Linked DNA regions of Homo sapiens: all the other regions are linked to region 1. A link is a contact called in ENCODE Hi-C data. All regions are on one chromosome and are shown on one strand. The core of a region is the stretch at or near the end of the contact, and the rest is flanking DNA. Distances in the headings are between cores, read along the strand shown. Region 1 holds the start of GFPT1 (glutamine--fructose-6-phosphate transaminase 1). Region 2 holds the start of NAGK (N-acetylglucosamine kinase). Region 3 holds the start of TEX261 (testis expressed 261).

The links. Hi-C counts contacts between places; a loop is a spot of excess contacts on that map. Pooled maps may share reads with other maps.
Region 2: a loop to region 1 is called in a map of CD8-positive, alpha-beta T cell, with 5 times the contacts of the local background. The contact joins the promoter of NAGK here to the promoter of GFPT1 in region 1. A Hi-C loop is called at or near these places in 1 of 168 maps with a recorded cell type or tissue (CD8-positive, alpha-beta T cell), 1 of 37 single-sample maps with no recorded cell type and 7 of 50 pooled maps.
Region 3: a pooled map shows a loop between it and region 1 (9-fold over the local background). The contact joins the promoter of TEX261 here to the promoter of GFPT1 in region 1. A Hi-C loop is called at or near these places in 5 of 50 pooled maps.

The regions. Positions count from the first base shown.
Region 1 is chr2:69,384,336-69,389,214 of GRCh38, reverse strand. GFPT1 (glutamine--fructose-6-phosphate transaminase 1) reads left to right here and starts at 1,988. Exons shown (of 20, transcript NM_001244710.2): 1 at 1,988-2,150. The coding sequence starts at 2,144. RefSeq lists silencers at 1,569-1,678, 1,739-2,408 and an enhancer at 1,637-2,196.
Region 2 is chr2:71,066,541-71,071,419 of GRCh38, reverse strand. NAGK (N-acetylglucosamine kinase) reads right to left here and starts at 2,772. Exons shown (of 10, transcript NM_017567.6): 1 at 2,708-2,772; 2 at 834-918; 3 at 581-679. The coding sequence starts at 2,736. RefSeq lists a silencer at 2,487-2,546.
Region 3 is chr2:70,991,932-70,996,810 of GRCh38, reverse strand. TEX261 (testis expressed 261) reads left to right here and starts at 1,938. Exons shown (of 6, transcript NM_144582.3): 1 at 1,938-2,123; 2 at 3,036-3,115; 3 at 4,828-4,879. The coding sequence starts at 2,054. RefSeq lists an enhancer at 1,127-1,176 and silencers at 1,717-2,246, 2,277-2,366.

The sequences.
Region 1 (4,879 bases), core at 739-3,238:
TCTTCTCAACTGATTCATAAATATCTTCCAAAATAGTTTGTTGAGTGGAGATGGATAAGACAAATTGATAGTCATTGTGGTGGAGTAGCAGGCAGAAGAAGAAAGCAAAGGGTTAAATAGATTACTATAGTTGGAGCATGAGAACTCTGGTAGTACTGCTGACATTTTCTTTGTGGCATTGACAGGTTTGCTGCCAGTGCACAAAGATGTTGCTTAAGCATTGGAACCATACCTTGGCTTTTAGGTAATACAACGGAGTTCTAACCAGAGCCTTAGATGAGGGTTCTGAGGCTAGATGTATATCCACAGTCTTTTGTTTCTTGAATTAAGAAATGTATTATTACCAAAAAGCTCACTGTTTTTTTTTTTTTTAAACTTTGCTCTGGGTGATCCAGGGACCTGTTTAAGGGATTGAAATATCAAAAGGGCTTTTAGGTGAGAAATACTCTGCTTAGTTAAATGTGACATTTTTCAGCTTCTCTGAGGCAAGTGAAAAAAGGCACTTTTCCCCGTAAGAAGAACTGAAAGCCTTATGCTCACTTAATCATATAACCAGCCATAGAAGGTTAATTCCGCTAAGAAAATAGGACTTTTTTTCACTCATTCCAAAATAAATTTGATCTTTTACTTTGTGCTGTGGTCTAAAAGTGTTGGGTATGTAAAATCTAGTTCTAGCTTCAAGAAACTTACAGCCCAGTGGGAAAATACAGAAAATCATAAAATATCAAAGAATATTTCTTTACAGTGAGTAGCTCAAAGAGTAAGAGGTTAATGCATGTCTCCAAGTCTGTCTAGGGGGGATAAAAAAGGCTTTCCTGAAGAGGTAGCATCTAAACAGAGACGTGGTGGGGATTCTATGCAGAGTAACCAAAGTGTGCAAAAGATTTGAGAATCTTGGCCCAGTTGAGGAACTACCTGTTGAGCCTGTTGGGAGTGTATAGGGCTGGAAGGACGGCTAAGACCAGACACATGAACAGCAGTCAGCAGGCTAAGACCAGACACATGAACAGCAGTCAGCACTCCAGGAATTCTGTGTGCCATGTACGTTTTTGATACTACTCTACTCTAGAGCCATTATAGAGTTCTGATTACTCCACATTTGACTAAAGATACCATTTAAGGCTGTTTAAAGCAAATGCCCAGGTAATAAATTCTCAGAAACATCATCCCTCTCTAATCAAGTCTCTCTTGTCAGACATGGCGCATTAATTCATAGAATGAATCGTTCGTAAGTCAAACGCGCGGCTGTTAAAGCTAGGGAATTCCTAGCCGTCTCAGGTGGGTCATGGGAGGAGGTGGGCCAGCAGTTTCTTACGTCCAGGCTCATAGTCGGATAGTTGAGCCTTACATTCCTCCTCTACCCCTCCACAATAAACTGAGGGTTATGGAGGCAACGGATGCGGAGGGCTTTTAGGGGCCAAGCATATTACACAAGGAATTGAATTGCTTATTACCAGAGAGGCTGACCTTTGGGGCTTTACAGTCAAGAATTTTGTTATCTCTCTCCTCCCACCTCAACCTAATTCTTTGCAATTTTTTTCAGCCTTATGTTCCCCAGGATTCCCTTTTCATACTTCCTGCTTTTTTCCTCCTCTTTCCTCGCTTCGTGCAGTGCTGGCGCCTGGGGCCTGGGGCTGCACGGGGCACGCACCCGGGCTATTGCTTTGCTAACAATTCCATCCTTCTCTTTCCGTCATTCCCTGCCAGGTGCTGAGTTTCTCCCTCCCTCTCGGCTCGGTCCCTCCCGCGGCTCGCCCCGGGGCGGGCGTCTCCAGGAACTCCAGGCGGACGCGGCCACGAGCCACTGCCACGTCGCCGCCGCCAGCAGTCCAGCGCCTGCGTGGGCTCGGGGGGCGGGGCAGCGCTGGGAGGCGGGACTTGCGCGTGAGCGGCGCGTGAGCGGTTCAATGGAGCCTACGGGCGGCGGCGCGCTGCGCGCCGAGGGGCGGGGCCCGGCGGCGGTTGCTGGCGGAGCCCGGGAGGCGGAGAAGGCTGTCGTTGCCTTGGCCGTCGCATCCCCGAGGGAGTCGTGTCGGCGCCACCCCGGCCCCCGAGCCCGCAGATTGCCCACCGAAGCTCGTGTGTGCACCCCCGATCCCGCCAGCCACTCGCCCCTGGCCTCGCGGGCCGTGTCTCCGGCATCATGTGTGGTAAGGGGGCCGGGAGCGGGGGGCGTGTTGCCGGGTGGCGCTGGGGTGCGGTGCGGGTGCCGCTAAGGCCCAAGGCGACGGGCGGAAGCGGGAGTGTGGAGGGTGCGAAGTCTGGGTGATGGGCAAGGGGCGCCCAGTGGTGGCTGCGGGGGCGGGGGCCGGCATCCACGGGCGGGAGAGGGGGTGGCGGCCGGGAGAAAGGCACCTGAGAGGAAGGCGGGCCCCCTTTGCCGGGGGCTAGCGGGCGCCTTGGCGCGGAGAAGGAACCGAAAGGGGAGAGAAACGCCTTTATTGAAAAAGGAGGAGAGAGCTGAGGGAATTGAGGTGTGGAGGGGGTTGCCTTCAAAAGGGCCCACCAGGTGAGTGAGGAAACCTGTGGAACCTCGGGCGAGGTCTCTTGAACTTACCTTGCATTTTTCTAAAAATCTTTAAAAAAATATTTTACTTGTTTCTGGGGAGGCCCAATAGAAAACAGACCCTAGCTAGAGCCACGGTAGTGCCATTAAACGTGATACTTCCTGCCATCCCTTGTCTCAACAGAAACCATTGCTAATCAATAACTTGGTTCATGGGCTTAGACCTGATCCTCTGGTGGAAGAGGCCTTCAAATGTCTGTGGCGATAGGTTATACATAATTTATCATTTGCGTGTGCACCCATTAAAAATGCCAGCTCTGAAAAATATCAGTTATACCTTGGATGTATACCCCTTTAGAATACCAACTATGAAAAATATCATTTATCCCTTGCATGTGCATCCATTAAAAATACTAGCTATGGAAAGTTGAGCAAATATCTTTCCTAGAGCCTTAAAAAATTAAGGTTAGGCCCTTTTATTCCATGTTTTGAGAGTCGTTTATTATGACCTAAGTGTTAGTGAAAGAGACTTTGAGAATCGTGTCTGACATGACTGATATCTTCTAAAATTGGTGTTAATTTGGCTATTGCCAGTAAAAATAATTGTATTCTTACCTTTCTTATTGAAATTTACAACCGACTTTATCCCTGGAAGAAAGTACACTTTTTTTTTTTTTTTTTAAAGGGAAGTACCATTGTAAGAGAATTGAAAACTCTCTGGGAGACTTCTTATTTGCAGCCTTTTACACGAAGGAACTGAACAGGAGGTGGATTGTACTCGTTAGTGTATATATTTCCTGTATTTAACTTTATGCTCATTTCAGCTTCTGAAAATGAGGAGCAGGTTTAAATTTAGAGTAGATTAAAAAAAAACCCACATAAAAACAGAAACACCTATAAATAGCTTACTGAAATTATTAGAGTAGAGCTGACTTCAGAATCAGACTTTTGCAGTGTCTACTTAGTAGAATGGTTTTGCATTTAGTTTGGAGCTGTGAAGTAGTGAATTTGCAAACTGGTCAATCTCCAGTGTGCTTCATTTGGTAGTTAACTGTTCCTGAATGATGAGGGGTGTGCCTCATCAAGTACTCAACATTCTGGTTGCAGGTCATTTCATCATGTTCCAAGAAAAAAACGTAGTCAAAGTACTTACTGAAAAAAAAATAAATAAATAAATAAATCAGCGCTGGGCGTGGTGGCTCCCGCCTATAATCTCAGCACTTTGGGAGGCCGAGGCAGGTGGATCACCTGAGCTCAGGAGTTCAAGACTAGCCTGGCCAACGTGGTGAAACTCCATGTCTACTAAAAATACAAAATTAGCTGGGCGTGGTGGTACGCGCCTGTAATCCCAGCTACTCGGGAGGCTGAGGCAGGAGAATTGCTTGAACCCAGGAGGTGGAGGTTGCAGTGAGCCGGGATCGCGCCATTGTAATCCAGCCTGGGTAAAAAAGAGCAAAACTCCATCTCAAAAATGATAAATAAATATAAATAAATAAATCAGATATGGAAATCAGGTTCAGATAAGGGAGATACCTTTAGGGTGGAGACTAAATGTTGGGAGTTTTCACATAGTTTGTGTCTCCATTCCATAGAGTTTTACGGCTGAGGAAACAGGTATTGAAGAAATAAAAAGTGAATATTTGAGGCATTTCTGAGGTCCTGCTTTTAAGTCATACCACGGTTTTGCCTGATTCTAGGGATAGGGTTCAGAATTTATTTTCTCTCTAATGTAAATTCTGAAAGATAAGAAGATGAGTGTCATTATTTTCCTCCCACATCTTAGTCATTGAACTAAAATTCCTGAGCAGAGAAATGGAGTGAAAATTAGACTAGATGGGAAAATCTGGAAGCTTACTTTCTGATTACTTGCTATCTAGTTAAGTTTTTCTCTTTCTTTCCTTCTTTCTTTTCTTTTCTTTCTTTCTTTCTTTTTCTTTCTTTCTTCTTTCTCTCTCTTTCTTTCTTTCTCTTCTTTCTTTTCTTTCTTTCTTTTTTCTTTTTTTTTTTTTTTTTTTGTGACGGGGCCTCTCTCTGTCGCCCAGGCTGGAGTGCAGCGGCATGATCTTGGCTCACTGCAGCCTCTGTCTCCGGGGTTCAACCTCCCGAGTAGCTGGGATTACAGGGGTGTACCACCACACCTGGCTAATTTTTGCATTTTTGGTAGAGGTGGGGTTTCACCATGTTGACCAGACTGGTCTGCTGACCTCAGGTAATCCACCTACCACAGCCTCCCAAAGTGCTGGGATTACAGGAGTGAGCCACCTTACCCGGCCCTAGTTAAATTTGCCTAAAAGATTATTTTATTTCAACGTTGTGCATTGTTGAAGCAGAAGAATGAGGATTGAAGATTCTGATGTGCTTTTTTTCAATCAG
Region 2 (4,879 bases), core at 1,523-4,022, 1.7 Mb before region 1:
AGATCAGGCAGCGGGGCAAGGTGAGGGGAGATGGAGAGAGGTAAGCTTGGTTTGGTATACACGAGGTTTGCCTGTGTCTGCAGAACATCTCACATATATGTCCAGGGAGTAGCTGGAGCTACCGCAACTTGGGAGAAAGATCTGAACCAGGAGTAAATAATAGCTAACATTTAATGAGTGCTTATGGGTCAGGCTCTATACTAACCACTTTGCAATGTATCATGCCATTTTACTTTCCCAACAACTCTGAGGTAGCTACTATTCACATTTTCCAAATGAGGAAACTGAGGCTTAGAGAAGGTGAGTAACCTACACAGGGTTACGCAGATACTGAGCAGCAAAGCTGGGATTCAAACCAAGGTCTCAGCAGCTCTCCAAAGCCCTGTGCTCTTCCAACACATTTGTAGTTTGTAGGTGGCAACTGAAGCCATGAGACTGGGTGAGATTATGACAGTTTTGACACCAGGGACTAAGTCTTGGAGGTCTTTCCCTCTGCAGTCATCAAACTCATCTAGTCCAAACTTGCTAGCTGTCTCAGTGTCACAGATGGCTGAATTCCCAGGCTCCGCCCCAGACTCACCAAGCTTCGCAGCGGTACCAGAGGATCCACCCCTGCTTTCCGTTTGGCCCTGTTCACCATCTCATTGATCCTCTCCACACACTTGTCTGTCCCGATCAGCTGGCCCCAATCAAGGGAAGAAGGAGTTACAAAGGCTTACAGAAGCTATGTTGCCCCCACAGGCTGCTCTGTGAGTCCCAGCCACCACCTCAACAGGAATTACAGAGAATAAAATCAGAACCAAGCCCTCTGATCCCCTCAGTGTGGTTTTTACCCAGTGGTTTGTGCTCAGTCCATCTGCTTCTGCCAGGATCTTCCCATCCTCTGAGACTAAAAGGACCTCGGATCGTGTGCCTCCCCTACAGAACACAAGAGGGCACTTGATCTTGCTCGGAAAAACCCACAGAGAGAGCTAAGCTTGTGCTGTCCACACTGGCAGAGCCCAGTATGATGGAGGAGACAGCTTCGACAAACTCAATCACCACTCCCAAACCCGCCTCTGTGGTTCAGTGTTTGAGTGCTCTTTAACTGAAACATAATTCTCACTCCTCTTCCCTTGGGGATGTCCTCCTTATCCTGCAAGACTCTACTTACGCTTCACCTAGTCCTCGAAACCTTTTCTGAGGTGTGGCCCACCCCAACGAATTAGTTAAGTCTCCGTTAGTTAAACCTTCATAGTGCCTCCAAAGTTATTAAAGTCTCCTCTGTATGAAGTGTGTGTTCAGACGCTTTGTGTCCGCCTCTCACTAGACTTCAAGCTCCACTGGGTCAAGCTCCTGATCACTTACTTACCCTCTCAGAACGAGCACAGGAGCTGGCACAGGCAATGCTCAGCAAACACTCCTAAGAAAAATGGCACATCTCTCTGCTTCCCTCACAATAGCTAAAGACTGCATTTCAAGATCCAGCTGCCAAGGTCTTCAAGACACCTTTGCTAGAAATGCTGACCAGATGGCAGGGTGACTTCATACATACTTAAGCAACTAAACCTTCAAATGTTGATTACTGGGGGTCACAGTAGTTCACAGGGAGATCTGTGGTGATGGGATATATGTTTCTTTATTGATCATTACTTTTAGGAATGGCAGAAGAAGACACTGAAGACCGCTCATCAAACTCAAAGAGGACATGAAATTTCAAGGGGGTAGTTAATACATGAGGTGGCAGATTCCACATCCAAAAGCATGTCTTGACGAACTGGAAGAAACGGGTCATATCTTACAGATGACTATAACAAGGATGAATGCAGACTCCTATACTGTTTTTTTTAAGTGCTACAAATACAGGATGGGAAAGATCATTCCTAACAATTCATGTGAAAAGACTTTGGGGTCTGTGAATCAGCAGTGGGGTGTGGCTGCCAGAGAAGTGAAAACAATCACAGATTCGAAAGTACAGTGCCCTGGCTGAGAGGCCAGCGACCCCCATTATTCCCTGATTTGACAAACTCAGATTCACAGAATGTTGCCACTGGCAGGGACATAGCGATCTTATTTATCCCTATCCTCACTTTGCACATACGGTAACTGTAGCCCAGGGAGGGTAAATATCTTGTCCATGGTCATACCCAGGGGCAGAGCTATTACAAAAAGTTCAGTAAACAAGCTTCTGAGCAGAAAAATGCAATCTAGTGAAAGCAGCATGGAAGGCCAACAGGGATGGAGCGGTTTTCAGACATCAGGACAACCTAGTACTCTGGCTCGCAGCTGCTCCAGCTCCCGGATAACCTCAGCCAAGATCTTTGTCCCGCTTCTCCCCACTCCCACTCCCCACCCTGCCCGCGCTCAGCAATTTCACACCTGACACCTGTTCTGCAAAACTCTGTCCGAGGTCAGGAATAGGAAAAAGGAGCTGCTTCTCCAGCTGAAGACAGCGGAGTGGGTGTTTCGTGGAAGAAAGGGGCGTGGTTCCGCCAAGAAACACAAAGGATCCCCAACCCGGGGTGTGGCTGTTGCACAGGCAGAGTCCCCGTAAGGCATACAGCTGTGCGCTCCAGGGCGCCCCTGCGCGTGCACACACCTCTTCACCGCAAGGTCCCGCCGCCCAAAGTGCCCGGACGCCGAGGATCAAGGCCACCAGCTTGCCAGGCTGGCCACGGCCTTCCGCCCCGCCTTCGGGCCCAGGCTCCCTCCGCCGGGCCGCACTCACCCCTCTACACCCCCATAGATCGCGGCCATGCTGCTGCTACCGTCGCTGCTGGTCCCGCCGTTTGCGTCTCTCCCCGCCTGACACCTCCTTCCCTCCAGCTGTCTGGGCACCGCCCCACTTCCCGTGACCTCCCGCGCAGCCAGCTGACTCCCTGTGCGCGTGCGCATGCGCGGGGCGGGGCGCCGGTAGGAGCCGGGGATGGCTGCGTCCCTCAGGCTGTCTTCCTTCTGGTGTCTCCTCCAGGTGGAGCGACTGCGGTCCGCAGCGGCCCCTCCCGTCCTCCTGGATCCTGCTTCCAGAGATGGACACTAATCCCAAGAGGAGGAATCAAAGAGGGGTATCTAGGTCGGTCGGACCCTTAGGACACATCACTGACCTGCCTGCCTGTAAACGCCCGGAAGTTGCTGGCAGTCCCGCGTTAGGTTGCGCGTGCGCACTGCTCTTGGCCGCGTAGGTTGTGACGCATGCTCGGCCAGACCCCCGCGAAGCTGTGGGCTCAGGGACCTGCGCCCATGGACCTGTAACAGAAATTACTGTAATGTTCTACTGAACATCTGCCACGCGATGGCGAGTCACACGGGCACACACGAACACTCGCTCAGATTGTTGCCCTGCGCTCGTGTGAATGTACGGATCCGGGAGGAATTGGGACCTAAACAGACAAGCCCTCGAGGCGGTCCCGGCAGCCCTGAGGAGGGAGCCTTCACCTCTTCCTACCCACCCAGTTTACTTCTTGTGGAGGATATTTGCAGGGACATAGCCCACTGGGAGAACTAGCAGATACGGCTTTACAAGTTTTTTATTGCCTTTCAGCCCCCATTCCGCTCCCCTTCCTTGCGCTGCGTCGGGAAAGGGAATGGGATCCCTAGGGGTGCAAATACAGGCCAAGTCAGGGAGAGCTGTGGCTCCTGAGGGCCTCCTCTGGCTCCTCCGGGAAGTTTTGGGCCCTCAAGGAGCAGCTTCGCGGGCCAGGAGGGCGGTTAGCTGCCCTTGGCATCTTTTTGGGGAAATCAGTTGGCCTGTCGCGGGTCGAACTCTGTCCCCCTTGACTGCCTGCCATCTTCTGGAGAAACCCCTAATAGGCTGCTGTGTCTGGTTATGCTTTAGTGAGAAAATTAGGCTTTTTAAGCTTTCTCATTTCCTACCCTACCACGTTGTAATTCACAAAAGTAAAAAGTAAATCACTACATGATAGACTCTGTATCATGTATTCATTTATAGAATATATATCATATATTCTATATCAGATGGAGAATATAATAGAGGGTAGGATTTTTTTATGCCTGCCTATGGCATTTTTTTAATTCACAGCACTTTAGAGCTGGAAGATTATCCAACATACACATTTTTAGAATTACAGTTAGTAGATTGTGGTGCAATTAAACTGGGCAGGATTTTTGGAGACTAGATTGTAGGTGGATTTTGAAATAATTGTTTCTGTCCTGTACTACTGCAATGAGCCATGGGACGTATGTGTATAAATATTAAGTTTGTCTTTGTATTGCTTGTTTAGGCAAGCAAGCAAAAGGGAAAGTGCCCAGGTTTAAGACAAGAATTGAGTTCACCATTTACTAGCTGGATGAGCTTGGGTGACTTACAGGTAATTGCTGCAGCCTCTCCTCTACAAAATGGAAATGATAAACATCTACCTGCTGGGGCTGACGCAAGATTTAAATGCCAAAAGAGTTTTGGAAACCATAAAGTACTTCACAGATCTTAACTAACTTGTATTTACATTACCAATTAGTGTGTGCTGTCCTGCACAGTATCCATATGTGAATACTGAGCACTTGAAATGTGGTTAGTCCAAAATGAGATGTCCCGTCAATGTAGAATACACACAGGATTTCAAAGACTTACTACAAAAAAAGAGTGTAAGATACCTCATTAGTCACTATTATATGAATCACATGTTGAAATAACATTCTGGATGTAGTAGATCAAGATTATAGATTACTAAATTTTGCCAATCTATTATATTTTTTAGTGTCACTACTAGAATATTTAAAATTTTGACCTACATATTTCTGTTGTACAACCCTGTTGTCTCTATCTGGACCATAATATTTCAAAGTCACTGAATGCCTATTTATGAAATAAATAATGGCCATATAATTGATTTAAAGAAGAAAGTAGCCGGGCGTGGTGGCTCATTCCTGTAATCCCAGCACT
Region 3 (4,879 bases), core at 689-3,188, 1.6 Mb before region 1:
GCAATTTTTTTTTTTTTTGAGACAAGTTTTCATTCTGTCATCCCAGCTGGAATGCAGTGGCCCAATCATAGCTCACTGCAGCCGCCATCTCCTGGACTCAAGTAATCCTCCTGCCTCAGCCCAGAGTAACTGCGACTACAGGTACGCACCACCATGCCTGGCCATTTTAAAATTTTTCTTTGCCCAGGCTGGTCTTGAACTCCTGGCCTCAAGTGATCCTCCTACCTCAGCCTCCCAAAGTACTGGGATTACAGGCATGAGCCACTGTGCCCAGCCTGCTTTGTAATCTTTTTTTTTTTTTTTTTCTTGAGACGGAGTCTCGCTCTGTCGCCCAGGCTGGAGTGCAGTGGCGCAATCTCGGCTCACTGCAACTTCTGCCTCCCGGGTTCACGCTCTTCTCCTGCCTCAGTTTCTTGAGTAGCTGGGACTACAGGCGCCCGCCACCAAGCCCGGCTAATTTTTTGTATTTTTAGTAGAGACTGGGTTTCACCGTGTTAGCCAGGATGGGCTTTGTAATCTTATGTATTTTGTTGGGGGGAGGGGGAAGCTATGCATAACATAAAATTGACCGTTTTAACCATTTTACAATTCTGTAACACTGTATACAATTCAGTGACATTAAGCACATTCACACTGTTGTGATGCCATCAGCACCATCCATCTTCCCAAACTGAAACCCTGTATCCATTAAAAAGTAACTCCCCATTCTTTGTCCCCCAGACCCTGGCAAGCACCATTTAACTTTCTGCCCATGATTTTGACTACTCTGGGTACCTCATATGAGGGGAATCATACAATGTGTGTCCTTCCCTATTTGGCTTATTTCACTTAGCATCATGCCTTCAAGGTTCATTGATGTTGTAGCATGTGTCAGAATTTCACTTCATTTTAAGGCTAGATAATATTCCATTGTATGTTTATAGCACTTTATGTCTATCTTTTCGTCAACCGATGGACATTTGGGTTGCTTCCCTCTTCTGACCATTGTGAATAATGCTATGAATATTGGTATACAAATGTCTCTGCTTTCTCAGTTCTTTTGGGTATATACCCAGAAGTAGAATTGCTAAATCATACGGTAATTGTTTTTTTTAGGAATACGTATTTTTATGCAGGAAAAATATGATTCTGAAATAAGCCTACTAGACTCTTGTTCTACATACTTTATTTTGCATGCCTGTCTCCGCCACTAGATGGGAGACTTGTTGACAAGGACTAACCGGTTCCAGGTGCCCCTCAGGAACCCTCCCAGAGGTGTAGTAAATGCATCCAGCGCCTAGCGGACGCCCTGCGTGCCCGGCAAGGGGTGAGGTGCAGGCGATACAAAGGTGCAGAATGTACCCCAAAAGAACAGCCTAGAGGGGAATTAGGCCGGAGGATGACCGATTAAAATCACCCCAACTCCTGATTGTGCCGCTTCCTAGGTGCATGACCCAGGGCAACTTCCTTTGGCCCCGGCTTCCCCGTCTATAAAATGATTTACATTATCTGCTCAAATTTCCGACAAGAACACACCTCGCCTTTATCACAGAGCGTGGCACATATTAGGAATTCAATAATTTTGTCCCTATCACCTGCGATAGCAAGAGACAGACTTGTCCGCAACCTGCCGGGAGGCAGGTTCTGGGGAGGTTGCTGGGGCGCGGTCGGGCGGCCCTGTCCGGCCCTGGACCACCTCCAGGCTGGTACGGGAGTGCACAGGGAGGGACTGGAGGCTGCACTCCGAGCCCCAGTATGGGCGCTTGGTCGTCTCCGCCCCTGGGCACCGTCCCGCCTCCCTCTGGCTGCAGCGGTCTGCATTCATTCCCCTCAGTGGAGCGGGGGATCCTGGCGGGGCAGCGGCGGTTGGCCCTCCTCTCCGGCGGGCGGCGCTAGCGCGAGCCTGGCCCCGGGCAGCGCTAGGGCCGGGCTCCTCTCGGCGGCGGCGCACCGTCGTCCTGTCGTCCGCGGGGCGGGGACGCGGCGGCGGCGGCGGCGGTGGCGGCTGTGTGTCGCCGGAGCCGAAGCGCGCAGGCCCGTCCCGGTGGCCGGGGAGCGGGCGGGTGGGGGCGCCATGTGGTTCATGTACCTGCTGAGCTGGCTGTCGCTCTTCATCCAGGTGGCCTTCATCACGCTGGCTGTCGGTGAGACTGCACGACCCCGGCCCGCGCGGGCTCCCGCCCCGGCATCGGTGCTCGTTGGGGGTCGCATCGCGGGGGTTTCGGAGCCACTCGGGGGACCACTGCCCGGCGCTCCCGGCCTTCGCCGCCCCAACCCCTTCCCGCCTGATCCTGCCCCTCCTGTCGAGCCTGGCAGCCCGGCCTGACCGTGGCTCCTTCCAGGTGTCACAGAGTCCGCTCCGGCACTGCCCGAGAAAGGGTGACTCGAGTGCCGCCCCCGCGTCTGCGGACCGCTAACCGCTGCGGCTCCCACTCTTCGCGGGCCTGCCGCGCGGAACTTTTCCCCAACGCCTACCGCCGCCTTTGCGCCTCTGGCCCTTCATGCTCCCTGCTCTCTCCACCTTTGACACTTCTCCTCTGGCTGGTTCCCATTCGGCCTCAGTTGAGATGTCATCTTTTCCGGGAAGTCCACAGGGGTTGATGGTCCAGCAGTGCCCTGTCCTTTCCCTAAAGTAGCATTTCTCACACTAAACTCGTCTGTCTCTCCCTACTGTTCCCCTTCCCTTTCCCAAGCTGGGTCAGGGAAGGACCCTTGTCTGTCTTTTTCAGCTGTATTCTCAGCCCAGGGACCTGGCTCATGCCAAGTGCCCAGCAGGTGTTTATTGAATACGTGAAATTCCGTTTTCTGAGCCAGAGGTTATCATTGTACTGTGGCATCAAATGCAGACTTTCGTTGATTTTTATGAGATTTGTCCTTAGTTGCCCTAAGAAAGTTTTACTTCTCCAGACTTGGAAGGGCAACACATGGGATGTTTGGTTTGTTCTTGACCTTCTGGGGTCCATGAAGGGTGGATGGGGACTGGGCTGCAGAGAGAGGGGTGACCAGGATGGTGGGAGTGACCCTGGCTGATAGTCTCCCTGCCTCCCACCCTGCAGCGGCTGGACTCTATTACCTGGCAGAACTGATAGAAGAATACACAGTGGCCACCAGCAGGATCATAAAATACATGATCTGGGTAAGTGGCATCTTTCTCCAGGAGTCCTCCTCACTCTTTTGCCCTGCCTCAAAAGCAGGAAGTGGGGAGAGTTTGGCATGGATGATGAGGCCTGTGTCTCTGCTGTTTCCTGAGCATACACTCTTACCTCCTTGCCCTGAACGCTGTCTTTTGGGTCTGCACTCCTGGGCCCAGATCTTCCCTGGCCGCCTTCCCCAAGTGGCATTGTTTCACTGCAGGCCTTGTGCTCTAGTCCTTAAGGTGACAGCGAAGTGTACTTCTCTGTTGACAAGACCGTAGATTTGACTTTGCTTAGCTCTCTCCCGCTGTCTTTAGCCCTTTGCTCTGCTCACAGCATTTAAAACTTAGAGGAGCCATAAGACAGTTTTGCATATATGTTCATTGCCATCTTTCTAATCGGATCAAGTGATTTGTCCTAAGATCGGCACAGCTTCGCTGCCCTCGCCCTTCCCTGGTCTCATGGGAGGCTTCTCTTACTGAAGACACAGTCCTTGCCACTGATATCAAAGCCATAGGGGTGACTGCTGGTGGACAGACTTCCTTCAGCTGCAGGAAAGGCTGGGGGTAGGGGTGCCATTGGAGAGAAAGCGTCCACAGCCCCTCAAGTCGCCTGGTGTCAGCAGCCATGTGCACTCTGGGCATGGCTGAGGTTGGGAGTTCACAGTGGAGGCAAGACTATAGCCCTCAGCTCTGGTCCAGAGGCCCAGCTTGTGGGTGTTGGCACAGTAATTAGCCCTTCATTCAGCCAACTGTCATTTGCTAAGCACTGACAACTGTAGGTACTTATCAGTAGTGTTTTTCAAACTGTAGGCATGATTCATTATTTGGCTGTATAGTAGGTCACAATCAGCATTTTTTAAAAAAAGGAACATAAATAGAATTGAAATTTGAGCTTTGAATCATATATATGTATATATGTGTTGGGGTCACAGTGTAAAATGTTTTTCTTTTTCTTTTTTTTTTTTTGAGATGGAGTTTCGCTCTTATTACCCAGGCTGGAGTGCAGTGGCACAATCTCAGCTCACCGCAACCTCTGCCTCCTGGGTTCAAGCGATTCTCCTGCCTCAGCCTCCCGAGTAGCTGGGATTATAGGCATGTGCCACCATGCCTGGCTAATTTTGTATTTTTAGTAGAGATGGGGTTTCTCCATGTTGGTCAGGCTGGTCACAAACTCCCAACCTCAGGTGATCTGCCTGCCTTGGCCTCCCAAAGTGTTGGGATTCCAGGCGTGAGCCACCTCGCCTGGCAGATGTTTTTCTTACTGTGGGTTGCTGTCAAAAAGTTTGAGAAATGGGCTGGGTGCGGTGGCTCACACCTGTAATCCCAGCACTTTGGGAGGCCATCAGAAGTTTGAGACCAGCCTGGCCAACATGGCAAAACCCTGTCTCTACTAAAGACACAAAAATTAGCTGGGCGTGGTTGTGCATGCCTGTAGTCCCAACTACTCAGGAGGCTGAGGCAAGAGAATTGCTTGAATCCAGGAGATCGCGCCACTGCACTCCAGCCTGGATGACAGAGTGAGACTCCGTCTCAAAAAAAAAAAAAAAAATGTTGCCTTTTGGGAGCAGAGAACCTAGCTGGGGAGGCCAGACCTGTGAAATGAGGAGATTGAAGCATGAACCTAGTGCTGCCCAGAGCGGGCTGGGGGTTGGTGAGTCCAGGAACGTTGCCTGGAAGAAGCGCCCTGCACTGTCTGCCTCTGGTTGTTTCAGTTCTCCACCGCTGTACTGATTGGCCTCTACGTCTTTGAGCGCTTCCCCACCA